Regions from separate parts of the Mus musculus genome. Here all the other regions are linked to region 3. The links are chromatin loops, found by intact Hi-C in ENCODE. Cell type or tissue: heart. All regions are shown on one strand. Links, peaks and the distances in the headings refer to the core of each region. The heading gives the core; the rest is flanking DNA. Region 1 overlaps Eefsec (eukaryotic elongation factor, selenocysteine-tRNA-specific). Region 2 overlaps Gata2 (GATA binding protein 2). Region 3 has its middle 18 kb from the start of Gm38856.

Evidence for each region. Peaks named below come from ENCODE experiments on the same cell type or tissue, not always from the same donor. Only the 100,000 strongest peaks of a DNase experiment are listed, where the experiment ranks them.
Region 1: it touches region 3 in a loop (2.6-fold over the local background); 2 of 42 quality-filtered maps call a loop at or near these places.
Region 2: a loop joins it to region 3, with 4 times the contacts of the local background. A loop is called at or near these places in 3 of 42 quality-filtered maps.

The regions. Positions count from the first base shown.
Region 1 is chr6:88,357,792-88,368,668 of GRCm38, reverse strand. It overlaps Eefsec (eukaryotic elongation factor, selenocysteine-tRNA-specific), which reads left to right. Exons shown (of 7, transcript NM_023060.3): 3 at 10,027-10,123. Among named protein-coding and RNA genes, the nearest start is that of Eefsec, 83 kb to the left of the region's middle. In heart, for the core only: no CTCF peak of the experiment used is centred there; a DNase peak (open chromatin) is centred at 4,998.
Region 2 is chr6:88,200,161-88,210,490 of GRCm38, reverse strand. It overlaps Gata2 (GATA binding protein 2), which reads right to left. Exons shown (of 6, transcript NM_008090.5): 3 at 9,631-10,272; 4 at 7,927-8,072; 5 at 5,783-5,908; 6 at 3,459-5,296. The coding sequence ends at 4,997. Among named protein-coding and RNA genes, the nearest start is that of Gata2, 6.7 kb to the right of the region's middle. RefSeq lists an enhancer at 7,038-7,582. In heart, for the core only: CTCF peaks have their summits at 4,381 and 7,210; DNase peaks (open chromatin) are centred at 4,360, 5,770, 6,970, 7,440 and 2 weaker places; H3K4me3 peaks cover 3,554 bases; H3K27ac peaks cover 4,225 bases; H3K27me3 peaks cover 7,050 bases.
Region 3 is chr6:88,128,534-88,139,410 of GRCm38, reverse strand. No RefSeq gene overlaps it. Among named protein-coding and RNA genes, the nearest start is that of Gm38856, 18 kb to the left of the region's middle. In heart, for the core only: no CTCF peak of the experiment used is centred there; DNase peaks (open chromatin) are centred at 3,100 and 5,320; H3K4me3 peaks cover 1,220 bases; H3K27ac peaks cover 2,166 bases; H3K27me3 peaks cover 6,561 bases.

The sequences.
Region 1 (10,877 bases), core at 1,244-9,243, 230 kb before region 3:
GCCACCCACCCATTTCAAAAATTTTTAACTCAGAATTGTTCCTGTCTAAAGAAAATACAGGGACTAAGAGTGGAGCAGAGACTGAAGGAAAATGTATCCAGAGACTGTCCCACCTAGGGATCCATCCCATCTTCAGACACCAAACCCAGACACTATTGCTGATGCCAAGAATTGCTTGCTAACAGGAGCCTTGTATAGTGGTCCCCCAAGAGGGTCTGCCAGAGCCTGACCAATACAGATGCAGATGTTCGCAGACAACCATTGGACTGAGCACGGGGACCCCAAGAGAAGAGTTAAGGGAAGAACTGAAGGAGCTGAAGGGGATTGTAACCCCATAGGAAGAACAACAATATCAACTAACTGGACCCCACCCCCACCCCCAGAGCTCCCAGGGACTAAACCACTAACCAAAGATTACACATGTGGGGACCCCATGGCTCCAGCTGCAGCTATAGCAGAAGAATGCCTTATCTAGCATCAATGGGAGGGGAGGCCCTTGGTCCTTTGGAGGCTTGATGCCCCAGTGTAGGGGGATGCTAAGGTGGTGAGATGGGAGTAGGTGTGTGGGTGGAGGAGCATTCTCATAGAGGCAGTGCAGATGGGAGATGGCATAGGGGGCTTACAGAGGGAAACCAGGAAAGGAGAACAACATTTGAAATGTAAACAAATAAAATAACCATTAAAAAAAAAGAAAAAGAAAACTAAGCATAAGCTATGGGAATAGCAGACACTGGGTTCTTTGGAAATCGCTGGATAAGAGGGTATTTTAGTGAGAGGACTTTTCCTTACAGAGAAGCAAAATCTAGGCTGTAAGAAGACCTGCAGAGGTCTTGAGAAGAGTTCAGCAGATGAAGGTTGGGTGAGGGACAGACTTGGTCAAAGGGACTTGAAAAGGCTCGACATGGGCAGTGGGGTCTAGTGGTACTGAGTTCTTCCCAGGGCTCATCCCTTCAGTGACCTCTTCTTGGGCACCTACCAGGATAGTGGGAGTAATGGCAGTGGCCAAGAATCTTGAGAAAAGAAAAGACACGTGACTTGGAGTGTGTGACTCACTGTAGTGCAGGCAGGTTGATGTGGCACAGCTGCCATGGTGTTGGAGAACACTAAACTGGGTTGTCTCTACATCTTTCTTACCTGTTTCAAGGAAACACCTCAGCTCAGTCCTGCCATGTCTTTATAGCATCCCTAAGTTTAGCCAGGCTCTGTGCCTTCAGTGGGAAACAGTATCTAGCTAGACACTAATAGCTTTGTTTTGTTTTTCTTGTGTTTATTTTTGTAGCTTCAAAAGTAGACGTTTTTTGGTCCCCCAGAGACTGGGCTTTCATTAGTTAATTTTAAAAAGTCTGTTAGAGCAGTTAACAATTTTTAAAATGACACATTCATACCTTAAGCATAATATTTTCACTGAAAACACTTGCATTCATGTTCACCTAATAGAATTAGTGTCTAAGTGACAGAAGACTAAGCACATTCATACGCCCCAGCCCTCTTCTTCCTCTGTGGTGCTTTGCTGGCATCTGTCCCGCCTGTCTAGGGTGTCTTTGCTGTGTGAGCACATCTGTATTTGGAATTTGGGGCATCTCCTCTTTATGGTCTGATTTTGAAATATGTATGCTTCCTGCTTTGTGTGTAATTTCAGTTTTCCCCAAATGGTCACTCCCATTGTCTTGGATTCCTTGGATGAAGTGATGTGTGGGTAGGGTATGGAGGAGATGACAGGTCTTTGTGGTGCACTTGGGTACCAAGAACTATTCTGGTAGGGGCTTTCCATTCCCTCTGTCATGACCCCACAAGGTGGATGTCACTTCTCCAGACCACTTTGATGGAAGGAAATCTTAAAGCTGGACTGGCTTCAGTAGCTTGTTCTAGGTCACACAGCTAGTGAATGATGAGAAGTGTTTCAAAGCCAGCTCTGGGTTAGAGTGGTCAACCTAAGTTGTATGGCCAGATTAAGAAGAGTAACTAAAAGCCAGGCGTGGTGGCGCACGCCTTTAATCCCAGCACTCAGGAGGCAGAGGCAGGCGGATTTCTGAGTTCAAGACCAGCCTGGTCTACAAAATGAGTTCCAGGACAGCCAGGGCTATAGAGAGAAACCCTGTCTCAACCCCCCCCCCCCAAAAAAAAGAGTAACTAAGCCTGAGCTAGTATGTGCAGTTCTCAATATAATTGTTGTATGATAATTGTTGGGAGCCTGATTAATTTTTTTATTTTGGAAGGGCTAATGTAATTTTCTGATTGTATCATGAGAAAAGTCTCATTTTGTGTTATCAAATTTCAACATATAAATAATTTTAAAGACACAGACTATATGTTGTTAAATATAACAAGTAAAAGTCTTCTAGGAATCATTAATAAAGTTTTGAGTTATAATTTTAAAAGCCAGTTACATGATAGGTGTAATTGTAACATCCAATATTCTGGCCATTTTCTATCATTTTAAATTACAACAGAAACACCTGCATATCAATGTTCATGGAACAATATTTACAATTACCTGAGTTATGGGATCAGCCTAGGTATCTGTCAACAGAGGATTAGATAAAATAGGTGTGGCCTATGTATGCCCAATGGAGTTCTGTTCAGACATAATGAAATTATGTCATTTGCAGGGAAATAAATGCAACCAGAAACCATCAAAATTTAATCAGAGTCAAAAATACATGGCATGTATTTTCCTCCCATTTTTCTATCCTAGATATCATATAGACACATAAAACCATATATGGATATGTGAGATATGGAAGTAGAAATGAAACTATCTGTGAGAAAGAATAGCAATAACAAAAAGGGGAGTGGCTGGTAAGTATGTCCACTTTCATGGTACACATGAAGAAAATGTCTGTGCATCCTATTGCTGTGTACCTTAGATAGCCTTACCTTTCAACTTGATACAACCTGGAGTCATCTGAGAGGAGAAGCCTCTAAGTTGAGGAACTGTCTAGATTTGGTTGCTTGGTGAGCATGTCTGTGAGTAATTGTCTTGATTCGTTTTGTGTTTTAAATTATGTAGGATTGTGCTCATGAATAGACATTAGATTCTCCTGGAATTGAAGCTTTGAGCTGCCTGATATAGGTGTTAGGAATTGAACTCTGGTCCTCTGTAAGGGCAATGTTTTTACTCTTTATGGCTGGGCCATTCCCTCAGCCTTCATGCTAATTATTGTAGGAAGGTCCAACCCACTGTGGGTGGCACTATCCCTAGGCAGATGGTCCTTAAGTGTATCAGAAAGCTAGCTAGGCATGCGCTTAGGAGCTAAAGTGAGCCAGCAAGTAGCATTTCTTCATAGTGTCTGCTTCTACTTACTGCACTGAGTTTCTGCCCTGATGTCCATCAGTGAAGGACTATGGTCTGGAAGTGAAAGGCAGATATAACTTTTATCCTTTTAAGTTGCTTTTTGTTAGATTATTTTAACATAGCAACAGAAAGGAAACTGGAACACTATGTAAAATAAATACATACTGTTACAATTTTATTAGAAAACAAGAACAAATTATAGACATTAATTGCTGAATCCTTAATGACTGTCAGACACAAAGGCAAAACCATGATTGTTCTAGAACCTTTCATTCATTTCTTAGATAATATAGAACTCACAAGACGTGCTGGGTACCTGATGAGATGTTTTCATTGCAGTACTTCATTCAGGGCTTGAAGTAATTGTATCAGAGATTCTACTATCATCTTAATGAGGAAACTGAGGCACAAGGGTAAACGGACACTCAGAGTGTCATGGGGAGGAAATTGAGGAGCCAGGAAGTACTTAGAGCTCAGTGCTCTGGTCTTAGAAGCCTCACTGCAGAGCCTTGTGTTGATGCTGATTGTCCTTACAAGGACACTAATTCCTCTGCTACTTGCCATCACTTGTTCTTCAAAACCGGACTAGACAGTGGAACCCGGTGACACTCTGGTAGCCTTTGCCACATACAGAACTGTGAGTCCTTTGTCTGTTCCTTCTCCTTCTTCCTCAGGGAGATTTGTGAGCTCTCAGCTGCTGGTGCTGCGGTCATGGATTCTATTGTCTGAAACCATAAGCCTAATTAAACATTTTCCTTTATAAGCTGGCATGATCATGGTATTCTGTCCCAGTGCTGAAAGTAACTAAGGCACACGTGGACATGTATTCATTTCCTCTTTCCATTCCTGTGGGCATGTATAGTAGAATTCCTCAGCTACATGTCACTTCTGTGTTCTTTTTAATTTTCTGAAGCGTATTTGTTGATTAGATATATGATCTGTGTTGACAGGCTTCCTATACTTTAAATATGACATCCTCCTGGTCTCCATGGCTGGGACCAGCTCCATGCACTACTGCTCTCACATATGAGATGGTTTCTTCCCAAGCTGGGGAAATGCCCTCATCAACGGCCAAGGCTGTTTTCTGCCTAGTTGTAGATTTTGAGTTAACGGTTGGAGTTTGTTCAGCTTCTTAAATGTGCAGGTTAATATTTTCATCAAATTTGGGAAGGAACAGACCATGATTTTGTCATCCATGATGCTTCCATTCATTCTTCTTGCTTCATAAACCACCATTGTACTTAAGTTGCTTTGCCTGAGACACAGCTTTGCCACTGCAACTGGGTTCTCTCCTTCCTTTTCCCCAGATGGATCGATCTCAGTTGTCAGCTCTCTATTCTGCATGTCCAGATCCCCTCCTGACCTTCACTACTGACTGAAGTTTTCATTTCAGTTCTTGCATTTCCAAACTATGGATTTTTAAAAAAATTTCTGTTGTGTTAACTTACCTAGGGTGATAAAAAAACAAGCATCTACTTACCCCAGATAGGGAACTGATGACAGACCAAAGTCCACCTTAGCACGTTGCTGAATTTATTAGGGCTACATAACTCCAAGAGCATGGGCAGTGTTAAGGAGGCTGTACCACTAAACTCCCACACCCCCTGAGTGACCTGCTGCTGACAGCTGGGAGCCTGGGGCTCTCTGGGACTTGCAGGCAGCCCCACAGCTTTGGCTCTCTCTCCTTAGCAAGCATAAGGCTTACTTAACCTAGGGAAGGAAGGGCCCTGTGAATCTGATTTCAGAGACTTCCTGACACTTGCCATTGTTTCCTTCCTAACTCCTAAGGAACCTGTCTACTTTAGAACTTCCTGAGTCTTAATGAGCATCACAGAAGAATAAGTGTTTCAATTTGGAGGAAATTGTCACAGTATATCTGTGTGTGTGTGTGTGTGTGTGTGTGTGTGTGTGTGTGTGTGTATTTTGAGACAGGGTCTCTATGTAACTCTGGCCATTCTGAAGCACTCTCCATAGCCTAGGCTAGCCTCAAACCTATAGAGATCTGCACCAACTGTTACACTCTCTCTTGTGGTGGAGGATTGTCAAGTTGTTTAGACTTGGTTCATTTATTTGAACACACTGGGTGGGGGGGAGGGAACCTGCTATCAAGTCTGGGAGAGCTTCCTGGGGACAGTTTTTTATTAATTCTTTCTTATATGTGGACTCTTCTCTTGCTTCTTTGCAGTTGTGATGGGTAATGTTGGTTGTCAGCTTGATGGATTGATTGATTGATTGATAAGTGCTTAGAAGGCTAACATAACACATTTCTGGGTATGACTGTGATGGTGTTTTCAGAGAGGATGAACTAAGGGGTAAGACCCCTCTGAATATTGGCAGCCATACCATAGGTGAGGGGCCAAATGTAATAAATGAAAAAATCATGGGCATTCTCTCTCTCTCTCTCTCTCTCTCTCTCTCTCTCTCTCTCTCTCTCTCTCTCCCTCTCTCTCTCCCTCTCTCCCTCTCTCCCCTCTCTCCCCTCTCTCCCCTCTCTCCTCCCCTCTCCCCTCTCCTCTCCCCTCCCCTCTCCCCTCTCCCCCTCCCCCTTCCCTCCCCCTCTCCCTCTCTCTCTTTGTGGTGCTCCTGGCTATCATGAGGTGAGTTGTTCTGCTCCAACATGCCCCTCCCCTTTGTAATAGACTCTGAAACACCAAACCAGAATAAGCCTTTTCTCTATTAAGTTGTATTATATCATAGCAACACACGTGCGCACGCACGCGTACACACACACACACACACACACACACACACACACACAGACACACAAAAATCAAAAAACTCTGAACTATGCCTGTATAATAAATTTGGTTTGGTTTGGTTTTTTGAAACATGGTTTCTCTATGCAGCACTGAGTGTCCCGGAAATCACCCTATACCAAGTCAACTTGTCCTGGAACTCAGAGAGATCTGCCTGCCTCTGCCTCCTGAGTGTTGGGATTAAAGGCTTGTACTGTGGTCTCTGTGCCTGGCTGTAAAATAAATTTTTAATGAATCCTAGGCATTTATAATAGCATAATGAAGTAGTATTAGAAGTTACATAAACCCTCACTATACTTTGTTAATAGTTTGATGACTTTTCTGGGCAGATTGTGGAAAGTCGTTATTCTTTGTCATGGAGACCCTGAGGTGTCCACTCAGTGATCACTAAGGACAGGACAGTTTTCCCTGATGCCTGGATGTAGGGTGCTCCTTGAGGACGGTTTCTGTATACATGTGGAGCCAAGCTGTCAAGAGTTCCAGCAGCAGTTAACTGTGCCTTAGCTTTTACTCTCTGTTTGCATAGAACCTTGAAGTCAGAGGTGAGGGCCCACGTTCTTCTACGTCTCTCCTGAACATGCAAGTCCTGTGCCTGTGGTCACCCCAGTTCTCAGGATATGTGAGAGCTTTTCTAAGCCAGCTCTGAGCATCTGATTCCTTACCTTTTCCTGCTAAGCTTTTTACTCTTCTCCTTGTTTGCTTAAACAGTTACCTTTCACCTCATCATGCTGTTGACTACTTCCCTTTATTTTCAACAGAGACCCTCAGGGAAAAGGCTTTTGCAGTGAGAAAATGAGCTGCTCATTGCCCTATCCTGGGTTTCCGTCTACCATCATTATAAGAACTTAGTGGGAAGACAGCAAAGGGAAGTTAGGAGAAACTTCATTTCCCATGCAGGAGTAACAACTTAAACAGGAAAGGAAAAAAAAATTCGAATAAGACGCAGAAAATCAGGGTCCCTCAGCATCAGCAGGATGACAAAAAAAAAAAATGCTGTCACTCTCATAACTCCATTTACTCAGCAGGCTTTGGGGTGCAGCCCAGAGAAATTGGTGGTGGTATTGCACCTGAACTCTCTGAGGGCTTCAGATGTCAATTGAGAGATGTTCCTTAAGAGCAGGTCTGCAGAAAGCAGATCAACAACATGAGGGCTATGTCTCTTGTCTCTGTGGAAGGCTGGAGTCACAGGTTTCTGGAGCAGAAGGTTCTTAGAGGCTGGAGACAGCTACAGGAACAAATGTCTACAGCTGGAGCATGGAGGCTTACAGGCTGGGTCAGGAATGAGTCTCCTTGCCTGAGACAGAAGCCCTCATGTAGTGAGTTTCAACAGTGTCTGTCTCTGGCAAGTCTTCAAGGCCATCTTCCTTTTCCAAAGAACACAGCATCTGGGAGTTGGCCTACTGACCAGAGCTAGTATGAATGAAGTCATCATTCTCTTCCTCCTCTAATAATCTGACAAGTTTCGTTCTCTAGAACTTATTGGCTCAGATATATATATATATATATATATATATATATATATATATATTGCCAGCTGGGGCCTGATTGATTGAGCTGAATATGTGTACATGCAAAGATGGTGAAAACTGGGATCAGTTAGGAGGGAGCTGTCAGACCTGGGTGGGGAAGAGAAAGCCTCCCAAACTTTGAGCATGTTTTCAATTAGGTCGCTTTCTCTATCTCTTCTTCTTCCTCCATGTTGTAAGGAGAGTGAGAATAGAGGGTGGGGAACCCTCCTTTGGCCTTCCACATTTGTACCCGATGCCTTGAGCTTGCTTTCAGCTGCATGCAGAGCCTTCTTTTAGACTGCCATGAAGCCCCAATCTCAAGCCATCCATTCTACCACTGCTCTCTGTCAGATATACCCCACTATGTTAGGGATCTATTCTTGCATGATTCCACTTAGTTCTGAACCTTTGTTGCCATGAAATCTCTGGGAAGTGGGTACTTGGTTGTCAGAAAGGTGGCAGCCCATGACATTGATGCTGAGGTCAGGGTCCCTTCAATCTATTGTTGGGATATCAAACAGCCCATCTCTGTCTCCTTGCCTTCAGAGGTTTCTGCTCTTTCTACTCCTACAGCAAAGGCTCCAAATAGGCCAGATACACATAGCCTTTCTGATGGGGTCCTCTAGGGAACTACCAGATAGGAGAATTATTGTATTTCTTGGGGTCAAGTGCTTTGATAGAACTCAAACCCATTCTGCCCCTTCTAGGGTCCAGCAGACACTAGCTTGGTTGTAGTTGTCAAGGCCACTACAGAGTTGGTGGGTAGATGGAACAAAGCAGGTTTAAAATATCTATTTGTAACTTGTTCTCAGATTCCCAGCCATTTTCACTTTTTTTGTTCACATTTTCTTTGGTTAACTCTAGAGTTCTGAAAATTTTGGGTCATTTCTTTTCATGCTCTTGTTGCTTCCATGAAGAGGCTTTTACATGTGTTTGTTCACCATGGCCATTGATCTAGGTGTGTTCAGTCTGAGGTTCATAGCTGATGGATTCTCCTAAAGCCGACAAGTCCGTTTTTTGCTAGTATGCTGTTGCAGTGAATGCTCATAAATGAGGAACTTCCAAGGCATGAGTGTAAATTGTGGATTTTATACTACTGTGCCACCAAAAGTGATAAAGAGGAGACCAGGAGGGCATCCGTGAGGAAGGGAAGAAAGCCAAGTCCCACACTTAGAAGGTCTATGTTTAAAGTTGGCTCTGAAGGTTACAACTAGTGTCTTTTAATCTGCCTCTCCAGTCTTCATTTCCTTATCTACAACATGACAGAGCCATGGTGATGAGTTGGCTTAAGATATCATTGTTCTTGATATTGCGATATTGCTGTTATATAATCTATATAAAATCCCCCCCCCCCCCCGCCCTGAGACAGGGTTTCTCTGTGTAACCCTGGCTGTCCTGGAACTCACTTTGTAGACCAGGCTGGCCTCAAACTCAGAAATCCACCTGCCTCTGTCTCCCAAGTGCTGGGATTAAAGGTGTGAGCCACTACACCCGGCTAAAATTCTTCATGATATGATGATGAATAAGATAGCAGGGTATGAGATAGCACCCACACAGTAGCATATGAAATATTTTATGTAAGATATTGAAAACATGGAAATGGGATGTGTGGCAATTTGAATGAGAATGGATCTTTTGTTTAAATACTTGTTCCCCAGTGGGTGGACCTGTTTTGGAAGGATTAGAAAGTGTGGCCTTGCTGGAGAAGGTGTGTCACTGGGGACAGGCTTTGAGGTTTCAAAAGACTCATACTCTTCCCAGTCTCTTTGTCTCTCTGCCTCTTACTTGTAAATCAGGATGTGAGTTCTCAGATGTTTCAGCTCCCATGCCTGTGCTCTGTGATCATGGACTCTAACCCTCTGACACTGTAAGCCCCTAGTTAAACTCTTCCTTCCATAAAATGCCATGGTGTCTATTACAATAGAATGTAACTAAGCCAGGGGAAATTCATTGGTACAAAGCATGAGAAAGCTATGTTTAGAAGAAAAGACAGCATGGGGCTGGGAGGGATTATGAACTGCTTTTTCCTTCTTCCCTGACAGTGTTATTGTTAGTTTTGTTTTAATGAAGATGGCTTAAGTAAGGGATTCTCCTCAGCGAGAAGGGATTTCTAGATGCAGCTTTAGGAACTTTGGGATCACCAGTAGTCCTAAATTTCAGAGAACCAGATTGTATGGATCTTTTAAAGAGCTTGTAGTTTACGACCTGCCTAGATCCCTGCTGCTTCCTGAGGGGGCTCAGGAGGAGTTGAATTTCTAGGTGAACCTCTTAGGTTCTGATCTAAGTCTTTCTTTGTAGGACTTCTGTTTCACCTGGCAATGCAGAGCAGTGGTGCTACCTTCCCATGCTCACCTGCAGGCTGAAGAGGAGGCACGTGGCGTGCTCGGTGATGTGCCAGCAGCTCTGCTGTCTGTGCCGGGCTGTGCTGACAGCCTCTGTGACTGTCCTGATGGTTGTTCTATTTCAGATTCCGGGGTGCACCGATTATTCCCGTGGCAGCCAAACCTGGGGGACCAGAAGCCCCTGAAACTGAAGCTCCACAGGGCATCTCAGAACTCATTGAGGTACTGTCAGCTTGAACCTAGGCTGCTCTCTGCCCCAACCCTGCTCAAGTAGTTCTCCATGTTCCACTCTGCCTAAGAGGGAGGGAGAGGCAATCCTAGGAAGAGGTCTCCAAGGGCCTCTCTCTCACTCTGATATCAGACTCTTCACCTCCCTTGGAAACTGCAAAACAAAGGTCCATAGAAGCCCTGGACATTGGACTCTGCAAAGTTCTTCCTACCCACTGTGTTTCCTATTCTGCCCCTCCTCTTTCACACTTCTTTCAGACAAAGCAGTGCCTTTCTCTGTTACCTGTCCCTCAAGCCTCCCATTGCCCCCACCCCTTCCTCTCACTCTCAGAGAAGACTCAGTCTTGTACGCATATCTGATCACAAGCTCCATTCCTGTCCTTCAGATTGTGCAGTCTGCCTCCACCTAAAGCTGGAGCAGCACAGCACAGCCTCCATCCTGGCAGCCTCCACTGGAGGAGTAGACTTTTTTTTTTTTTTTTTTGTAGAACTATGGGCTCAGGCTGTTTTTCCAGGCTCAGTGGCAATGGGCAGAAACGGAACCGAATCATCCAGGTAGTCCAGTGTTGTTCCCCTCTCACTGAGCAGAGAGCACTGAGAACACAGCAGAAGCACAGAGCACAGTGACGGTGCTCACCAGCTTGCCAGTGAATGGAGCTTCCATAAGACATCACCCTAGTGCTCCTGCTGAATACTGGTTTCACCACTGTCCTTGTTCTTCCCCTCGCCTGGCAGGTGGCAGCAACAT
Region 2 (10,330 bases), core at 2,331-10,330, 70 kb before region 3:
CTTGGGAAAGGCTCCACTCTGTCTGTCTTCTTCCCTGCCTCAGGTGAGCTGGTCCTATCCTGAGGTGGATGGCTGGCATTCCTCCCAAATTCTCCCTGGGGCTGTGTTCCCTGCTGAGAGGCCCTTGGATTGATCGGTGAGACCCCTCCCCTCGCCTCCTGCAGGGACAGTTCACCAGGAGACTGGAGCTGGCTGAGAAGGACAGAGCTGGTCCCTAAAGGTCACACAAGAGGTTTGGGTTTCTACTATGGAAAATGGGAGTAAGAAGCCAGACTTGGAAGTATCCCAGAAGAGGAAGGGAGGGAGGGCCTGCGCTGACCAGCCCCACCTGGGTGCACACGGATGGAACAAAGAGCTGCTCCACCCTGGCTGCTGTGGTGTGGATCCTGCAGGAATTGGAAAGACAGTGGTCACCCTGCTTACGGCAGCCACTAGTGTGATTCCTGGTCTGCCTGGGTGCTTTGTCCACAGAACCCTAATTCTTTACCGGATAAAGACTTGAGTGGTGGGACGAGTAATGGTCTAAACATTGTATGGAGGAGGGAATACATTCTAAGACCAGGAGCCCCCTGAGCCTAGACTTCCAAGTAGCTTGCTTGAGCCATGAGCCTGTAGGTCCTCTCATGCCACCAGCCTGTCTCACACTGACCGGAGGATGACTCCTCCTCACAGGTAGCCTCTAAGCTCCACAGGTAAGGATGCATGAAGAATGGACCTATTCAACACAGAGGGGAACACCTCTCTCAAGAATGCTTTGGTGTTCTTGAGTGTAACAGAGGGAAGCCGCTTACCTGCTGGCTTCCTCCTGGCCTGCCTCCCAGCACTTGAGACTGTACCTGGGACGAATGCTTTCAACTTTTGGGCTAACAGGAGAAAGGAAATAAGCCAGGTCATCGTGGCCTCTTGTAAACTCTGAGTTCTGGGCTTGGCTCCTGGCCATTGGGTCCTCTGGAAAGCTCCAGGTCTTAGATGTGGGAGTGCCACATTCCAGATTTCAGGTTCTAGGCTTCGTAGGTTGGGGGGAATCTCAATTCTGACACTGGGCTACGGGCCTTACTTCGGGGTTCTTGCTAAGTTCTAGGTAATGAGCTAGAGCCAGGAGAGCTCTAGATGTAGAACCCAGCTCTGGACTCTGTGGATCTGGATGCAAGGGCCCCGTGCTGCGAGCTGCTCATTTTGGATGTGAGTGTCCAGGCTCTAGACACTGTCTTTGAGCTATAGGTCCCTTGTTTTTGAGTGCAGAGCTGTGGTTCTTGATTCTTGGGTTTAAACTACAGGTTCTACAGCAGTGGTTCTCTGCCTTCCTAATGCTATAGCCCTTTAATTCAGTTCCTCATGTTATGGGCGACCCCTCAAGCATGAAAATATTTTGTTGCTACTTTATAAGGAAAAGTTTGCTACTATTAGAAAACATAATCTGATATGTAGGATATCTGGCATGTGACCACTATGGAAGGGTTGTTCAATTCCAAAAGGGGTCGTGACCCACAGGTTGAGAGCCAGTGTTCTAGATGGTTCCTTCAGAACCTGGACTTGGCCTGACAAGTTTGCTCCAAGCCAAGGACATTACCTCCTCTGAAGGGTGTAGGGGTTCCTATTTGTTTTCACAGATGAGTCTTCCAACGCCTATAATTGTATTTGACAAAAGGGGGTTGTCAACAGCACACACACGCATGCACACACACCCATGCATAACCCATTCCTAAATACATCTGCTATCACACCTGGGGACAAGGCAGAAAGCTGCTCCTGGGCTTCACTGTGCCTGTAGCTAGCAGGAGGCCAGAAGGCCAGTGTGGTGGTCCTGTGGGGGAAGCACAGCAGCCCGACTAAGCTTCAGGTTGCCGCCTGTCTGGTTCAGGTGCCCGATCTGCAGGGAAAGATGAGGACAGGGTAATGGTGGCATGCCAGGACAGTGTCCTGAGACCAAAGCCCTGGAGATACAACCTCACTACACCCTGATGGCCAAGGTGCTGGTTCTTCCTAGGAGACTTGCTTTTTGCTATGTGAGCTAGCACAGCAGTCTGACTCAGGAGAAAGCCTCCAGGTGTGGATGGGTGTTGAGGAGCAAGAATGTTGACAGCAATAGTAGTCAATGGGGACCCCAGCCAAGAGACCCAAGTGGCTAGAGATGATGAGCAGAGAGAAGCCACTGACCAGGGACACATGCTCAGTGACTTGAATCAAAGAGATTCTTTTATCCAAGAAGGTGTAGACAGACATACAGTTATGACCAGGAGTCAGCTCAGAGGTCTCAGGCAAGACTATGGTTGACTGGACATATTATGAGCCACTGGTCAGGGACATGGGTGACTCAGGACAGGGGTTACTAGGATCATGAGGTCTTCAGTGCTTGAGAGCTGAGGGTAGAAGAGAGACTGTTGATCAGAAACTTAAGGGATATGTTAGGATCAACAGCACTAGTGACACTAAAGTGCAGTAACCAGATATACCAATTACTGGTTCTTAACCACGGACTAGTTAGGGAAGCAAGTGGTCAGGAGTGTGGGGCTTAAGAGACGTGGGGGAATGGGGGTGCCCGGATCAGACTTTGACACTTGTAACAAGATCATGGTGACTAGAGATGAGCCCTCAGGGGCATTGGTACCAGGGCATCAGAGAAGATGTGGTTGTGAGAAGGTGTGGTTGCTAGGCACAAGGGTAGTTAGATGATCAGAGGCAAGTGACCAAGGGCCAGTCATTGTTAAAGAGACACTGAGTGACCAGTCATAATGGCCACATGCCAACTTCTCAGGAGGGAAGGTGCTTACGTGTTTGAAGCCAGCCTGAGCAATATAGAAACCCCACGATTCACACACACACACATACAAACACACACACACACACACACACACACATGCGTGCATGCACATTACCAATGACACCATTGGTAGTCTGCATCTGTCCACACAGTGGCCATGAGAAACCTCCTTGATGAGAGACAGACTCTAGGCATGTGACTACTGACAATTGCCAACATCACTGCCAGGGATGACTGGTGGTCCTGTTGTGTGCAGGCTAGCGACCAGATACATAGTGGTGATCGGTTAGCAGTCACTAAGGGCATGACGGCAGATGCATTCGTTAGGAATATTGGTATCAGTGGATTTCCTGGATCATTGGTCCAAGGCAGCAATCAGGACCGGGCGATCGAGTATGTCAATGAACAGATTTGGCAACCTGGTACCCTAGAAACCAGAGATGACCACACTGGAGGGACCTGAATGGGGCCAGTTCGGCTATTGGTTCTATAAAAAACCCAATCAGGTTCCTTGCTTAGGTTCTCAGAAGAGCACAGGCTGAAGAGTCCTGCCCATCCCCATGGGCCCCAGGGGAGGAGGTTTTAGCCAAATGGGCCTTTCTCTGAAAGACAGAGACAGCAGACACAAGGCCACCTGACAGCTTAAACCCCAGCAGGGGTGTAGGGGTCCCAGGGACCCACTCAACAGGCGACAGCATTCACAAAAAGTATTTTATTATTTTTAACAGTATTCACTTTAAAGGAATAAGAGGGTAGCATACAATTTTTACAGACAATATTTAAATGTTGTACACAGTTAACAATAACTTAGGTCACTAATTCAAAATAAAACAAGCCCAAAACATAAAAACAGAAAATACTGCCGATTCTTCTCTTATGCGGGTACTAGCACAAAATAAGTTACTTCCGGTTAGGGTGCTCTGCAGCAACTGGACACCGATATTGCACTTGGTTGACTCAGCACAATCGTCTCCCTGGGCTCACTCGGGGCCCCCTTGCTGGCTGCTGCACCACTGCCACCACCACACACAGAATCGAAGCTTGGGACACTTTTTATGTACAACTGTACCTTGAAGGATTCAGCCAGCCACAGCAGAACAGAAGCCTGGGATCACAGGGCCACTGCCTGCCTGCCCCCTGTCTCCCAGAAACCAAGAGCATAAGATTCCCCCTTGTCCCGAGCCCCCTGCCAGGGCTGTGGGACCCAAGAACCACTCAAAGGACTGTGAAGCTCAGGCCTGGTTTGTAGGTTTTATTTATTTTTTTCCATAGCGGGGCTTCTGTGGCAACGTACAATTGACTGGACCCAAAAAACGAGTTTCAAAATAAAACCACTCATCAGCGGGTTAAGCTTATGCAGTTTGGTTTTCGCTTTGAGTATTTTCTTATTTATCTTAGAGGGGGAGGGGGCCGAGGGTTTAGCAGAAAAGAAGGTTGTATTTACAGGGGTCCGACTGGCCTAGAGCACAGGCTGCAGCTCTGGCCCATTTGGGTCACACCAGCTTTGGCCTCTGGAAGCCAGGGGAATGATCTGGGAGACGTTTCCCCTTTCCAGAGAATGTTTCCTTCCTGTGACCCAGCCCTGGCCTGGGAATCTGCGCAGGACCGCCTGCAATTGTCTCTGCCCTCTAGGGCTGCGTCAGGGCAGGGGCTACCCTGCAGGCAGGCTGGGGTGAAGGAGGCTCAGGCTGAGGACCTCTAAGTCTGCCCCCGAGAGCCCTGACTGGTGGCAGGAGGTCCCAAAGAAGGACCCCAAGAACACAAATAGCACACGCCTCCATGTCTTCACGTTCTTGTAAGAAATAAGAGCAAAATAAATTATTTTTCTTCTTGCCTACTCCTTTCTCCATCAAAAAAATAAAACAGAAGAAGAAAAAAAGAAAAAGAAAAAAAAAGGTTTCATTTTTCTATCCCCAGTCTCTTCTTGCTATAAATCTGTAAACCTGTCCATTTTGCTCTCCAAACAAACACTCTCCGTGAAAACACTTTTCTGGGCAGCACCCCGGGCACACGCGAGCTGCAGCCCAGTTAGAAATATTCACAGTAATGGCGGCACAAGGCTGGGAGTCCTCCAAGGAGAGGTGGCTTCGGCCAGGCTAGGCTGGCAGGAGGAAGTGGGTCTCTTGGGATGGGCGGGAGCCAAGAGTATGTTCCACCCATCCTGGGAGTGCCCAGCCTCGCTCTGGTTCTGCCAAACCACCCTTGATGTCCATGTCTGTCCAGTGGGAGGCTTGCCTAGCCCATGGCAGTCACCATGCTGGACGGGTGGGGGTGGCCAAAAGAGAGACTGGAGGAAGGGTGGATAGGCGTGGGCGTGGGTAGGATGTGTCCAGAGTGACTAAAAGGTGGGAGGTGTCCCACAGGTGCCATGTGTCCAGCCAGGGCAGCCGCACTGAAGGGCGGTGACTTCTCTTGCATGCACTTGGAGAGCTCCTCGAAACATTCAGCCCCTTTCTTGCTCTTCTTGGATTTGCTGGACATCTTCCGATTCCGGGTCTGGATCCCTTCCTTCTTCATGGTCAGTGGCCTGTTAACCTGGGGACAGCCACGGAGCCCTTAGGAGAAGTTGCCTCCCACACAAATCCCTCCAAACTCTCTCCACAGGTCGAGGCAGGCTGAGTTAATTGTATCCCCAGGGTGACAGGAACTGTACCTTCAGCCCAGACCCAATGTGACTCACCAAAGCCCCCTTAAGCCCTCACTGTCATCTTTTCAAGAAAGAGTGAATGGTCTAACAGTCCACATGGTTGTTCCCAGATCACTAAATGCCTGCACAGCCTGCGTCCTCCAACACCTCTAACCCTTCCCTGTCCCCAACTTCTCCTATCACAGGTACCCGGTCCCTGCCTGCCCTGCCCCCATCGGTCCCACCTCCGAAACAGAGGTATCGTCCTTCTGGCACTCTGGGCTGTCGGCTGCGGCTACCCAAGCCAAGCCAAGCTGGAGATTGTGGCTGGGGCCGCTGGCTGGCCAGGCAGCACAAAGAGCTGAGGTCCCCGGGGAGGGGTGGGGTGCACTCACATTGTGCAGCTTGTAGTAGAGGCCACAGGCGTTGCACACAGGGTCCCCGTTGGCGTTCCGGCGCCATAAGGTGGTGGTTGTCGTCTGACAATTTGCACAACAGGTGCCCGCTCTTCTGGCAGCAGACTAGGAGGGGAGGGGTAGCGTCAGAGGCTGTCTCCCACGCCCCACCTTGACCTCCTCCTGGGCCCTTAGCACCACTCCCAGCCCCACCGCCGAGCCTGGAGCGATAGGTCCTACCGGGGAATCAAAGCATCTCAAACCGAGGAATTTTAGAATTTGAGATGGAAACTAGTTGGGAATCACAGAACTTTGGAATAAAGAGTTCTTAGAACCTAAAGGATTGTCGACACAGAAGGGAAAAGCACCACTTCCCCTAACCGCCCAGCAGTCTAATTTCACAGGTAAGGAAACAGGTCCCACGGAGACTTTAGTCCTGTGACCATCCTGAGTTGCTGTCTCCAGTTGCATGCCTCCTCCCCCACTGTTCCCCTGGAAATCCAGAATCCTGGTGAGTCATGGCTGGGAGGCCAAGGCAACAAGACCCTGCACTGCCCAGGAGAACCCAGAAAGCCCTGAGGAAGTTGGAGCCCAGGATTAAAGTGTGTTCTTGCTTTGTCCTATATAGGATCTAGGAGTCGCCAGGAGAGATTTAAATTGAATTTAACTACAGTTTAAAATCTAAACACTCAGTGCCTTTTACTGCACTAACAGCATTCCTAGCAATCAATAGTCATACTAGCCAGAGGCTTCAAAAAGACTATTGGAGCAAAGGCGCTTCCATTCCTGCCGGCCTAGAGCCGTATGCCCTGAGAGCGCTCACCTGCTGCTTTTACCAAGCCCCTCGTCCCAGTCCCCCAGGAAATGCCAGCCAGAGGTGAGGCGTGGAAGAGGGGAGGCCTGGTCTCTAGAAGGACTGAAATGTGGGGAGGGAGGAAGAGGGAGGGGGGCTTTTCCTAGAATACAGATCACCCCCTGCCATCCCTTCTGCCTCAGGTAAACAGAGCGCTACTCCTGTGTGTTCTTCCCCTCACACCCCACCTCCACCCAGCAACTCCTAGCACTGAACTCCCTCGGCAGCCAGTGTGGGGAGGGGGCCGAGTCCAGCCGAGTCCAGAGAGGCCCCGGGCTTGAGCCTGCTCATGGAGGGGACCAGAGCTGGCCTGCCCGCGGGGGCAGGGAGGGTGAGTAAGCAGGCTGAAGCTGGAATTCTGACTCAGGGGCCAGCAGCATATCCTCCTTCCACCCCCACCAGCCTGCACCGCCCTCACACTGCTGGGTGGGGGGGAGAGAAAAAAAAAGAAAAAGGGCCCCAAAGCGGGTGAACGATTTAAACTCATAAATCACTTCGCCCTGAAAAAATATATTTATTATTCTTAGCATTTTACACATTATTTGCAGAGTGGAGGGTATTAGAAATTTCAAAACAGCCCAGCAAGAGGCAGGACTGAGTCGAGGTGGCTCTGAAAACTTGCCGGTCCGGAAACAGATACACGAAGTTTCCTTATCTACCGGCTGCAGATGTCCGGATAGGAAACTCCGGCAGGAGATCCGAAAGGACATTTTTTTAAAAAATCACTCAAATGAAAATACACAGTATAGGTGACTCCATGGAAAAATAATAAAGGGCAGGTTTTTTTGGTGGCCGCTGTGTGTTATTTAAATAAGCGGAGGAGACCGGGAGCTGGGAGGCGAGGGAGGGCGGCCAGAGCAGCCATAGGGAAAAGTACTTCATGGCCCTATTTTTAAAAAGAGCGAATAAGAGACCAGAGCCTGAGGGTGGGCTGCTAGACCATGGGCTCTGGGAATCCTTCAGCGGGGGGTGGGGTGGGGGGGTGTCCAGAGGAGGGGGTGCCCGGTAGCTGCGGGGGGAGGGGGGTGCCAGGGAGGCTGCAGGACAGGAAATTTGGCAGGAAAGAATCCGCCAGAACGAAGACCGACCTGACTGACCCCCCAAATGATTTGACTGATAAGAGGATTTCAGGTGGTGAAGTGTCTGCATTTGAAGGTTTGCTGTTGGATTGTTTTCGTTTTTTTTCCCCCTCTCTGTTTTGTTTTTTTTTCTTCACTTAACTAACCCGCTCTGCCCAGATTGCCACTGGCCACCGTGGCCCTGCCCTGCCCCATGATGTGCCCTTTCTTACCAGCCTCCGCTTGGGCTTGATGAGCGGCCGGTTCTGTCCATTCATCTTGTGGTAGAGCCCACAGGCATTGCACAGGTAGTGGCCCGTGCCATCTCGTCGCCAGAGAGGGGTGGCTGTGGCACCACAGTTGACACACTCCCGGCCTTCTGTAAGGGAACAAGGAAAGACACAAGGCCTGCTTAGCCTCTACACAGAGCCAGAGGATCAAGGTTGTATTAAGGGAGACCCACCCCTGGCAGAAAGAGGGACTCAAGGAGTCCCCTTAAAAGAAGTCCAGGGTCTTTTAAGGATAAATTCTCATTTCTGATGTTGCTGAGGAAGAGCAAAGAGAAACAGCAAATGCAGGCTGCCAGGGGTTCTCAGAGCCAGCAGCAAGTTACCCGGAAAAGGAACTGAAGGCCGGTTTTACAGAGCACAGGCTACTGTCCCTCGCTCAGCTCAGGCCACAGTTGTCCAGGATTGGGGTCTGGGGGAGCCTCTCTGCTGCTCTATCACTTTGCCCAACTGAGCCAGCATCTCTAAGTCTTTTTCTCATCTCTCCCATCAGCCCCTCGCTGTCTTTATGCTCCGGCTAAGGCCAGGAAACCTTTTCTCTTCCTCCAGTTGGGCTCCCTTTCAGCCAAACTCCTAGAATTCAATGATCAAAGTTGTTTCTAAAATGAAATAAATAAGTTCTTTCACTTTAGGCTAGGTGGCCTTATTTTCTGTTGTTGTTTTTGGCCATCTGGAGCTTAAATAGAATACAAAACAAACACGGAAGAGAGGGCTACAAACAGGCCAAGACTTTGCAAAAAAGGGCAAAGTCTCTGGTCTTAGTAGAGCAGGAGACAAGAGTCAAGTTGGGGCTGGAGTTCAGCGGAGCGAGGGCTTAGTAGCTCAGTACCATGGAAATTCTTCCTGATCTAGTTGGAACTAAGTCACCTATGAGAAGTTGGTTCTTCAACTCAGAAATAAACTTTGGAGGAAGCCTTCCCCCCTCCCTTGCTAAAAGCTATGGGAAGGAGCCTCGGAGCCACGGGTTATTGCCTGAGGGCCATATGGCTGGACAAACCTAGCTGGATCCAGCTGCAGCTGGCAAAGGGGTGCAGGCACCCGCACAGGTTCTCACTCCTACCCCCAGGGAGAGGGATCAGGGTCACTAGGATGCAAGCAGGCCTTGGGAATTTTGCTTTGGGGAAATCTCCAAGGAGATCTGGAGCCGCTGCAATCCTAAAACTGGACTAGCAGAGTTGGAGAACCAGATTCCTCTAGGGCCTAGATCTCTGCAGTGCCCACGGCATGCACACACGCTCACAGACACACGTACACATAAGTACACACTGACTCCTTCCCTCACCTACAGCCTCCATTCTCCCCCACGCCCAGTCACGAGGCTGCTCGGTCTCAGCTGAACGTTTGGGGAGGGAGACAGGGAACCTCATTCTGTGTTTTAGCTGATACTTGTCAACCTTGGAGAGGAGGCCATGAGGAGGGGTGCGGAGAGGAGCTGAACATGGGGGTTCCTAGGAGCACTTAACGGCAGGATGAAAGTTTTAGGGGTTTCTTCCTCCCCACAGGGAACTTCAAATGCCTGTGGACTATCAGAGATGACCACCACCCATTCTTAAATCAGGCGCCCTAGCATGGCCCCTCTATCAGACCACGGACCCCTTTTACAGAGGCACACCACACCCACAGGCCCTGAAGTCCCACACCTGCCTTTACCTGAGCAGGAGCGAGCCTTGCTTCTCTGCTTAGGGGTGAAGCTGGAGGCGGGGCCACCCAGGAAGCCTCCTGGATGGAAGAGACTGCTGCCATAGTCATGAGCTGCGGCGGGCACATAGGAGGGATAGGTGGGTATCGGGTGGTGTGTTGCAGGCTGGGTGCCCATGGTAGCTAGGCCCGGGCGCAGGGGACTGCCGCCTTCCATCTTCATGCTCTCGGAGAGTGACACTTGGTACTTGACGCCATCCTTGTCCTCACCCCGGGCTACACTACCCCCTGCAGAAGAAGAGGCCGGGGAAGCAGCTCCTGTTGTGCTGGGGTCTGGAGACACTTCTTTGGGTGGCGTGGGTGGGAAGCCGAAGAGATGGGAGCCCGAGTGGGCTGCAGTGGGGGTGAGGGAGGCCACGGAGCTCCCACTGCCTCCCCCGCTCCCACCCGCAGCCCCTGGGTAAACAGACAGAGGCCCTCCGGGTGCTCCAGCAGCTGAGGGGTGCAGCGGGGTCTTGGAGAACGGGCTGACGGTCCAGGGACTGTGGTGATGGGCAGCGGCGGCAGAGAGAGCTGCTTTGCCCCCGTCCAGCCACGGCAAGCCTGGGCTGTGCAACAAGTGTGGTCGGCACATCTGGCCTCCGGTGAGACGGGCTGTGCAGAGGGAAAGGGGGTGAGGATGACCAGGGGCTTCAGAGCCATGACCCGGGCA
Region 3 (10,877 bases), core at 935-8,934:
CACAGTGTTAACGGTGCTGCATCTTGGGGAGGGTTGGGGATGTTTCATTCTGTTGACTTTTTGTTTGGGGCTAGGTATACTGCACTAACCACACAGTGTTTCAGGATTTTAAAAATGCCTCAGGTCTGTGAGATGGCTCAGCAGGTAAAGGTGCCTGCCACCAAGCCTAACAACAGGGGTTTGATTCGAAGGATTCTGGGGTAAGCAGTGTGGTATGAGTATAAACCACCCTAGATCATACCCCCTACACACACACACACACACACACACACACACACACACACACACAAATAATTAAATAAGGCAGGGGTTAGAGACAGGGTGTCTCTGTGTAGCTCTGGCTATCCTGGAACTCTTTAGACCACCTGGACCCTTGAGACTTGAACTTAGAGATCCACCTTGCCTCCCTCTGCCTCTGCCTCTGCCTCTGCCTCTGCCTCTGCCTCTGCCTCTGCCTCTGCCTCTGCCTCTGCCTCCCAAATTCTAGGATTAAAAGCATGCACCACCACCACCCCAACTACGTAAGTTTCTTTTTAATTACTATTATTTTTAAAATCCATCATCTCATTAAAAGCCTAAAACTATCTCCTTTCACCCCCACCCTATCCCAACAAAGACAGGAAATTCTCAATTTACCAACTAATTGTGTCGCTAAGATTCCTTTGTGCTGTTTGGATGGTGGAAATGGTTCCTACATAAACAAGGCTATAAATGGATCTGGTGCCCCAGAACCCCTAGAGCCTGGCCTACTTTCAGTCTGGGTACCCCACCCAGGAGGACAAGAAAGAAGAGCCAACTCAGGGCCTTCCACAACCAAGAGTGGCAGATGTCAGAATTATCCATCTTTGGCGCTGGCTGCTTGAGGAAGTAGCAGGCAGGACCGGGCAGCTTTCTATGCTGTAGCAGTGACATCTGAGGTCTGGTCTCGAAGCTGTTCTGTTCACTGTGAGAACCACACAGCAGCAGCCCAGGAGTCCCACCAAAAGGCCACACCACATGGGATGCTGGTGCTGTTGGGAGCCAGACCACAGCCAGCAGCCCCACCCTCACCAGCAAAGTGCAGCACCTGGAGGGTTCCTGCATGAAATGTGGAATGCTTTCCCTCCTGGAGAGTGCCAGGCTTCAAGGAAACCTTGTGGGTCAAGAACTTGGCCCTGCCTCTAGTATACAGTAAGTGTTCAGTTAAAGCCCCACAGGGTCCATGATAAAGCAAAAGGGATCAAGGAGAGGAGGTTTCGCTGTGCCCGGAAGAGCAACTAACCAGGGAAGATGGGCTTCCCTGGCACCAGAGGCTACCCAGTGTCTCACTGAGAGTGGAGAGAGGTGGAGTCTCCCAGGGACTTGACCTGGGATGGAAGAGGCATGCACCACAGACAGGCCCAAGTCTCCTGAGAGCATGAGGCCAGGTGCTGCTGAGATCCTAAGGATATTCACGAGACTTCAAATTAAACAAGGCTGAAGTCACCCCTGGGAACAGACAAGGTCCTTGTAGGTTCTTGCTTCGCTTTTCTCGTGTTGAAAGATGGCCCTGTGTACAATCTTGGTTGCCTCAGCTAGAAAAGAGAGCCATGGCAGCTCCTGCCAGGATATTGGGAGTAGAGAACGTGTTATCCAGGCTGCTGAATCCAAGCTTCAAGTGTGAGGCCTGGACTCTGGATTAACAAGCCCCCCTCAGCCCTCTCTGAGTACTCACACTGCTAAGGCACTGACCTGGGCTAAAGGCTTCCAGCTGGCACCTGTGACCTCACTGCCATCTGCCACCTACTGCTATGTCTGTCAGCTGTGTGCCTGTTGGCTGTGTCCTACAACCTCTTCAGGCTGTGGTTTTGCATCCGTGAGCTGTACACAAAACTTCCTACCTTGTATATGAGCTATTTTGCAGCTCGGCAATGCGTACATAAATACCTGACTTGTGAGAGATGCTCAAGAATGGTACCGTGGTTAGCTAGGATGTGAGAGCCAGGACCGATAGATGCCTTGAAACCCTGAAGAGCCAGGATATGAGGATAGCCAGCCCCTTGCATGGAGCTCTATTCAAAATGCACAGGTATTGCCTGGATGGGGTCACATCTTTAAGCAGGAATTTGCCAGTTTTGCTATTTAAAAAAATATATATATATGGAACAGAAACTGTTGAGGGGAAATCACTTCCTACCAGAATTCAGAATGGCACCATAGGAAGGCCCCTGCTGTTTTTCCTTCTACCACCCCCATTCTCAGCCCTAGAGCCGACCCCATCTGATTGACATCTTGGGAAAAATTAGCCACAGACTTGCAGTCTGTCTTTGGAAGAGAAGCATGCTGTCCTGGCCTCGAAACTGTGCTGTGTGAGCCTGAGAAAACTGTACACCCTCTCTGACACCAGCGTCCACATCTGTAACTCAGGAAGGGGCTGGCAGTCACCTGCTCACCCTGAAGGTATGTATGAAGTGCCTGCTAGCTCAGGGCACGTCCTCTGTTTATAGTCCATGGATAGAGTCACGTTTCCACTGCCAAGCCTAACTAACTACAAAAGAAAGCAAGCGCCAGCCCTAGAGAGTGTGCAAATTCTCTTGCCTGGCTCTGAGCAGTTCTGATGGTGCTTAGCAGCAGAACCCTTTGTTCAGGCAAAATCTTACACAGGAGCAGAATGGAACCCACATCAATGGGAACTGCGGAGAGAGAGGGGACCCCGAAGCTTAGAGAACCCGAGGATTTGAAGGATCACCTGGAAAAGTGCGCTGAGGAAGAGAGCAAGGTCAGCAAATGTGTAAAAGTGATGGAGACCCTTGCCTATCAGAGACCTGGAAGGAGAAAAACCTCCCCGCCCACGCTCTCTCTCCTTCAAATGGGCGTGGAGTGGAAGGTGGGAGGAGCCAGGCCGCTGGGTCTCCTGGCCAGAAGCCCCTGACTGTCCTAGCCAGGGTTGTGCTGGGTCTTGGGTCCTGGGAAGCAGAGAAGTGGGTCTGGGCAGCTGGCGCTGGAAGCCAGCTTACTGCAGCCGATTATCTGATGGAGCGCTTCCTTCATCGGCGCTAATATCCATGTTGCGAAACAATGCGAGGGTTTCCTATCAGTTTCAAATAGGACATGAAAAGCTTGGGCGCTGAGAGTAGAGGATGCGAGAATTGGGCAATGGGAAACGCCTGAGTCACTGCAGCCGCTTTGATTCCATGGCCCAGTCCTGGAAAAGGGAAAGAGAGAGAGAGTGGGTCATTAGTGACCTGGGAGGGCCAGGAAGCACTGGCCCTTCACACAGAATCTCCCTAGGGGGCAGAGGGACAGGACCGGAGAAAGAAAAGGAGCTCATGGCCTCCACCACCCACGCACCGGGTGGCCAGCACGTCTGAGCTGACATGGCAGTGTCTAGTGAGGTAATGCTTTGGGGACCAAAGCTGGGAACCTTGCTGAGTTCGTTTGCATGCACTAGCTGCCCCAGGCTGCAGGGCCACCGAGGCCAGAGGCTGCCTACCCACTGCCTTGCCCTGGTTTTGAGCAATTCCTCTGGCCTTCCCTGCTCCTCGGAAAAGAAGGAGAGCCACGGAGAGATGCCTGGAGGCTTCTTGCTTCCTTCTGTCTGGATGGGAGCTCTTGGTTCTCTGAGAATGCTCTAGAATGGGTACAACTGGCAGCAGGGGCTGGCTGAGCTGGAGACCCTGTCTTCTATCCTAGGCACTGCAAAAGAGAAGAGAGTTGTCAGTCTGCTATTCTTTAAAAGACCAGACTTGAGGATGCCCCGAAGTGTTTGCTTACTGATTCCACACCTGGTATGCACACTCAAGAACACCCAGTCATCATCAGAGGCAAAGCACAGGGGGAAAGCAAAACTGCTCAGCGGGTAAAGGCCTCGCCTCCAAACCTGATGAGCTGAGGTTGATCCACAGGGCCCACGCAGAAGAAGAAAAACTGACTACTGCGAGTTGTCCTCTGACCTCCATAGAGTGCTGCGGCATGCTCACTTATACACTACACACATGCACATACATACACACACATACACACACAATACATATATGCACATACACATGCATACACATGCATACTCATATACATACCTACATACACATGCGCACACCCATACACACATACATGCACTCAGGACAAGAAGGCAGGAGAACCAGGAGTTTAAGGTCATCCTTGGCTACATAGCAAATGAGACCAGCCTGGGCTACAAGAGAACCTGCTGCTGTTGTATCAGCCTCAGAGCTAGGCACAACTTAAGCCTTTCTCTCTCTCTCTCTCTCGTTGATTAAGTTATTGATTTACTTTATATCCTGATCACAGCTTCCCTTCCCCTCCCCCTCATCCACCCTCCCTCCCTTTCTTCTCAGAAAAGGGGAGGCCTCTCGTGGGTATCAACCAGCCTTGGTGTATCAAGTTGAAGTTAAGACTAGACACATCTATCAAAGCTAAAGAAGGCAGCCCAGTGAGGGGAGGGGAATCCAAAGGAGGCAATGTAGTCAGGAGCTACTCTTGCTTTATGAGTCCCACACGAAGACCCAGCTGCACAACTGGTATACACGCGCAGAAGGCCTAGCTCCATCCCGTGCCTGTTCTCTGGTTGGGAGCTCAGTCTCTGCGAGCCGCTGTGGGCCCAGGTTAGTTGATTCTGTGGGTTTTCTTGTGTAACTGTCATCAGAGCGGCTTCACCCAGCAACTGATAGAAATGGATGCAGAGACCCACCACAATCCTTAAGTGAAGTTTGAGGAATCCTGTGGAAGAGGGGACAGAAGGATTGAAGGAGCCAGAAGGGTCAAGGACACCACAAGCCTTTCTCATATGTCACCTCAGAGCCACCTTCCCAGCCCATCTCTGCCCGGGGAAAGCAATCCATTGGGTCCAAAACTTGTTTTCAGGATTACTGTCCTTCAGGTCAGCAACTATTGTTATGTTTCCAAGCTTTCTCTTCTGGCTGTTGCCATTAGACATGGCCATTCTGAGCCTTCACTGGTCAGCCTGCATACGGTCCCCGGTTCATTTCTGCATACAACTCTCCTGGGGTGTCATAGCTTCTACTACACAAGGACCAAGGAACTGAGCTGAGCTGGGTTCTACTCTGTGTGGGGCTGCTATTCCTCTGAAAACCTGTACTGGCAAGCACCTAAGGGCTTCCAAAATACTGTGGAACAAAACCGAACAGAGGAAGCATGCTTAGGCCACGTTCCCAAACTCCCCTTCCCCGGGAAGTACATGGCTGAGGAGAAATGCTGTTCCCTACGGCTTGATCCCCAGAAAAAGGGGCCCTCCTTGGCCTTCAGCCTGGAACAATGCAGAGAGCTTCATAGAGGGCAGGTGCGTGTGTGTGTGTGTGTGAGGGGGGTGCCTTCCTGAAGCTTCCCAGGACAGGGCCCCGGCCAGCAGGCTGGACTTATTGTCTATTGTCCCAGGCTGGGACAGGAAGCACTTTCTGTTCCCAATTGCTTGTGTAGATTAATTTACAGTGAAGGAACTCAGAACTTTGGCTGCACCTGTTTTTCCAGAGGCCAGCTTCTGACTCAGGGGGGTTCTCGGGAGGAGCCCCCTGTTTCAGGGACCAGTGCCCCCAGGGCCTTCAGCTGGAGCCACTGCCTGTCTCGTGAGTGCTGGGCATGGGCTCTGGGAGCCCCCGCCTGCTTGCTTCAGTCATCTCAGCTGCTCTCTGAAGAGGCAGCCTAACCAGGGGAAAGGTTAGCCACATGGTACAGAAGTGAAAACCGTCAACAAAGCTCCTGCCCTTTGAGGATGGCATCTCCTCTTTCATCAGAGATCCCTTTTCTGACCCCGGCTTAGGCAGATAACAGACACGATCCTTTTATTTTCATATGATTGGTTCTGGAAATCCATTCTACGGATGAAGAAACAGGGCAAGAGTGGCCCCTTCACAACTGGACTCTCAGCCCTTGGAAGGCTAAGTGAGTCTGAGGTCAACCTGGGTTACATAGTGAGGTCTAGTCCAGCCCAGGCTACAGAGGCCCAGTCTCAAGAAGCTAAAAGCAAGAAAGGAAAGGGGTGGGGAGGAAGGAAGAAAGGAAAGGAAGAAGGAAGGAAGGGAGTGAGGAAAGGAGGAAAGGAAGAAGGGAGGAAGGGAAGAAGCAGGGACTGTGGCTGAGAATGACCATAATGACTTAGGTTGCCAGTGGACATATGCTCTGGGTCCCTGAGTTCTTAAGCCTAAAAGTCTCCATAGAATAGATGCAACTTAGTGTCGCTGGCCTATGTGCCTCACAACAGATGCTCTGGAGCAGAGAGACCAGTGCCTTCGCCATCTTCTCTGCTCTGCCCCCTGTAGGCCCACTGCCTAACGCCAGCCTGGGGTGGCCTTGAGCTGAGGTAAGCCCCACGCAGTCACGTTTTCACGTGGAATTTGCATACCTTTCTTTTTTAAGATTTATTTATTTTATGTGTATGAGTACAGTGTCAATGTCTTCAGACACATCAGAAGAGGGCATCAGATCCCATTACAGATGGTTGTGAGCCACCATGTGGATGCTGGGAATTGAACTCAGGACCTCTGGAAGAGCAGTTGGTGCTCTTAACCTTTGAGCCATCTCCCTAGCCCATTGCATGTTGTTCTATTAATAACTCTGGTAATATACTTCCATACACTGGGCAGGTGGAAGAAATCTGTCTGCAGGGGTCACAGTGCCTGTGGGCCCAGCTTTCCCCTCTGCTCTGTGACACCACCCCAGTGCAGACAGTAGACACCTGCTGGACACAGCTTCCCTGTGCAGCTGGTGTGTGCTTCCCCGTGGGAAGAAGAGACAGGGTCTAAGGGACAGTGTCACTTATCTCCAGGTACCCCTGCCTCCCCATACCCACTGTTTATCACCACTGACCCAGAGGCAGCACTGAAGGATGCTGGTGTCTGGTGGGGTGAAGGGTGATGACCCTCTTTTAGGGCTCTCCTTAGCTTTCAGAGGATGACTCCCTTGCACAACTGAGGCTGGCTGCCTTCTGTGGTACATCCAACTCAGCTCCTTGACTTGGGTGACTCAGGATGGCTCTGCTCTCCATGACTTGTCCAGCCCCTCTGCCTACCAGTCCACTGTATGGAAGGCCACGGCTGCCTCTGCAGGGCTGCTTCCTCTAATATCGCATGGCCCCAGATCCAGGTCTGCCTGCCGTCCCCCTGAGTGACAGAGCTGCCCTTTGTGAAGGGGGAGATTAGAGGCGGGCTGGAGGCTGCACGGCTTCGCCTCGATGACAGGGGCCGTCAGCCCTGCACACCGCAGAGCCCAGATCCAGGAGAGTCTTGACAAGCCTGGAGGGGTTCCAAGAGGGGGACGGCGGGAGGGGGACAAGCGCCTAGCACACAAAGGCCGAGCCTGTCTTCACACCTGCAGGGACGAGCAGAGTCCAGGCCGGGGGAGACGGGGCTTGTGGGGGATGAATAATTCGCTCTGAAAGAAGCATGTCACCGGCAGATAGCTCAGCCAGACACTTCAAATAAAGGCAAGCAGCCACAGTGACAGGGGACATTCTTTGCCACCGATGTGCTGCTGGGACCTAAGTGCTGTGATGTCTTGAAAGAAAGGCATCTTGAACTCTTCGTAGTTATTTTTATTAAAAAAAAAAAATAAGAAGGAGGAGGAGGACGAGAGGAGGAGGAGGACTAGAAGAAGGAGGAGGGAAGTGGGGAGATAGGGAGAGGGAGGAGGGAGGGAAAATACCACCTCGGAAGCAGAGATGAGCCTCAGTCCTATGGAGCACTGCATCTGGCACCTTCATGTCACTGTTATCAGAACGTGGACATACCTGCTGCTTGGTCAGCTCCTGCCACCCCAGGCCCTGCCAATTGCCTGCCCAGGAGTGTGTCTCACCCTGCCACCCCACAAGCACTGCCCAGACTTCCTGAGCCAACTTGGATGCTCTCTGCCCACCCCAGACGGCACCTCTGGTTCTCACTCTCTCCTCCTCAATCCTCTATCCACCCAGCCAAAGCCTGCAATCCCAGCACTCTGAGACCTGAAGCCCGAAGCAGAAGGATCCCAAGTTCAAGTTCAAGGTCAGCTTGGGCTACACAGCAAAACCGAGAGAGAGAGAGAGAGACAGAGAGAGAGAGAGAGAGAGAGAGAGAGAGAGGCTTAAGCTGATTTATTCATATGTTCTCATGGATGAAAGTCCAACTATTAAGTGTGAAAATATTAGAGGATGATGTGTGTGTTTATGTGTGTGTCTGTATATGTGTCTCATGTGTGTGACTCTGTGTGTGTATGTGTGTGTGTGTGACTCTGTGTAAGTGTGTGAGCACGTGTCTCTGTATATGTATGTGTGTATATGTACGTGTGTATATGTGTATCTCTCTCTCTCTCTCTCTCTCTCTCTGTGTGTGTGTGTATGTCTGTGTGTGTGTGTGAGAGAGAGAGAGAGATTTTAGTCTATTTTCCACTGTAATAATCCACTGTCTGGATTAAGACTAGCTGTTTAGTGGGAAAAGAAATTTGTTGCCAAACTTGATGACATAAATTTAATCTTTGGAACCAAGCAAGGAAGAAGAGGCAGATCCCCCAAACTGCCCTCTGACCTCTGCACATGCATTCAAACGTGCAAACACATGCACACACATGCACAATAAGCAAATAAATATAATTTTAAAAGTTTAAAGACCAAAAGGGGAGCTAGAAAGATGGCTCAGTGGTTAAGAACACCAGCTGCTTTTGCAGAGGAGCCAGGTTCAAATCCCAGCACCTACACAGTGGCTCCCAACTGTCTATAACTCCAGTTCCAGGGGATCCAATACACTCTTTGACCTCCTTAGACACCAGAAATGTGGTGTACAGACTTACATGCAGGTAAAACACTCATATACATAAAAAATAAAGTAATAGAAAAATTAAGAAAAAAACCAGGTAAAAAGATTTCTTTACCTTACAGTATTGGGGGTGACATCCCAACAGCCCACCACTCCCTCCCTCAGCCCATCGTCAAGGATGGCATTTCAAGGTGACCAGAGGGAAAAGAACCACACTCTGAAATAGGAAGCTAGAGCTAGGAGGAGCCCGTCTTGGTCCTTATAGCGTCTACTTTCAGGTTACTCCACCAGTCCTGATGTTGCAGGGACCTAGTCACCTTTCCCTGGGCTCTACCTCTTAAAGGTCACCTCAGTGACCAGGGTGGGACCGATCCCAGAAACCCTAAAGGCAAACCACCTGGGTGGACTGTGGTGACAACAGGAATCCACAATGGTTGTGAGGGCCCCTGTGACAACTGAACAGGCTGCTGCCCCTGGCATCCAGGTATACTTCCTGCGGTTGCTGTGGCAAGGAACTGAAGTATACAAAGTCCCTGGCTGATGGATCCCACCAAGAACCCCCTGAAAAGCAGGCTGTCTAACAGCCCTCAGGTCAACCACAACTCTGAGTGGAGACTGAGTCTTTCATCTCAACAGCCTGGGAGGAGCAATAAGTGAGCTCAACTCTGAAACAAACTCAACAAACTACGGGGATTTTTCCACCTCCCCACTTCCCTTGCAGCATAGGGGAAGAGGGGGAGAGATAAATCACATGACCTAACTGAAAACACCCTCAATATTTGGCAGGCTTTCTCCACCCCCAAACTCCCACCCCATGCCCTGTTTGACAGCTCTCACCTGACTGGTCCTATTTCTCACCTTATTTGCATACATGCACACACACAGTCAATCAGAGCCCACCCTGCTCTATATAATAAATCTGGAGCTTTGAGTTTCTGAATTCAGAAGAAGAGAAAGAGAAACTTGGACTCTGGCTCCTGGCTGAGGAGGTTGGTCTTGAACCCTCAGTGGGAAGGAGGCTGACCATTGGGAGACTTGTCCAGTCCAAAGCAAATGAGGGAACTCAGGCTCCCACTGCCCCAGCTTCTAAGGCTCAAGAGCGACTGCAGGGAGGGGAACTTGTTCCCTCCTCAGCCTCCCAGGCTTCAGAGTGTCTATTGCTCTTACAGAGGACCCCAATTCAACTCTCAACACCCGTGTTTGGTAACTTACAACCTCCTCTAACTCCAGTTCCAAGAAATCCACAGGTTCATGCAATTAAGCATAACATACACAAACACATAATTTTTAAAATGAAAACAATGCACCCTCTTATACTTCTAATCCACATGACTCTGCTAGGCCTTTAGGAAGTAAAGTCATGAAGATAGGGCCTCTATAATGGTGTTAATGGCTTTAGGAGAGTCAGAGATCTGAGCTTACACACTGCTGACTCTCATGTTACATCATAGTACAAGGTCGTCAAAGGATTCCAGAGCTTCTAAGACTGAGGCAAATAAGCCTCTTCTCTTTATAACTCACCCAGTGCTCAACTGCAGCAGTCAGGTATAGCTAAGGAAATTCACTTATAACGAAAGTAAGACTACACCACCCTAGCTGCAAGGGAGTCTGGGATTGGAGCAAGGTAGTCACAGCCACTGGTTTACAGGAAGAACTCACTTTCCCTCTAACCCAGGGAACTCCACTGATATTTTTCCTCTTTAATATTGTTTTATCTTCTTCAAGTCTGCTATGACTTTTTCTCTTCTCTTAAAACAAAGGAACTATCTCTAAATGGAAATGTTCCAACTCAACCTGTCCCTTGTTTGTGGAGCCTCCTCCTGTGGACAGGTTTCTCTCCAATTATTCAACAATCTTTTTTCCTGTCTTCTTTTCTCTTCTAATTTTCTTTCTTTTTGTTTTTTGGGGCTTTTGTTTGTTTGGTGCTAGGGATGCTCAAGTCCCAAAAATTCATGAATGCCAGGCGAGTGTTCTGCCTCTAATCCACACTCCCAGGCTCAGCAACATGCAAGTTTGAGCTGTTTGTCCTTAGGTTTTCACTGGTGAGTTGGTTGGTTGGCTACTGGTTAGCTTTCCCACAATACATCAGAATTCTGAATTTTATCTTGACTTTCTGAAGGGAATGCCCAACAAGAATGAAACCAGGTTGGACGGTGATGGTGCATG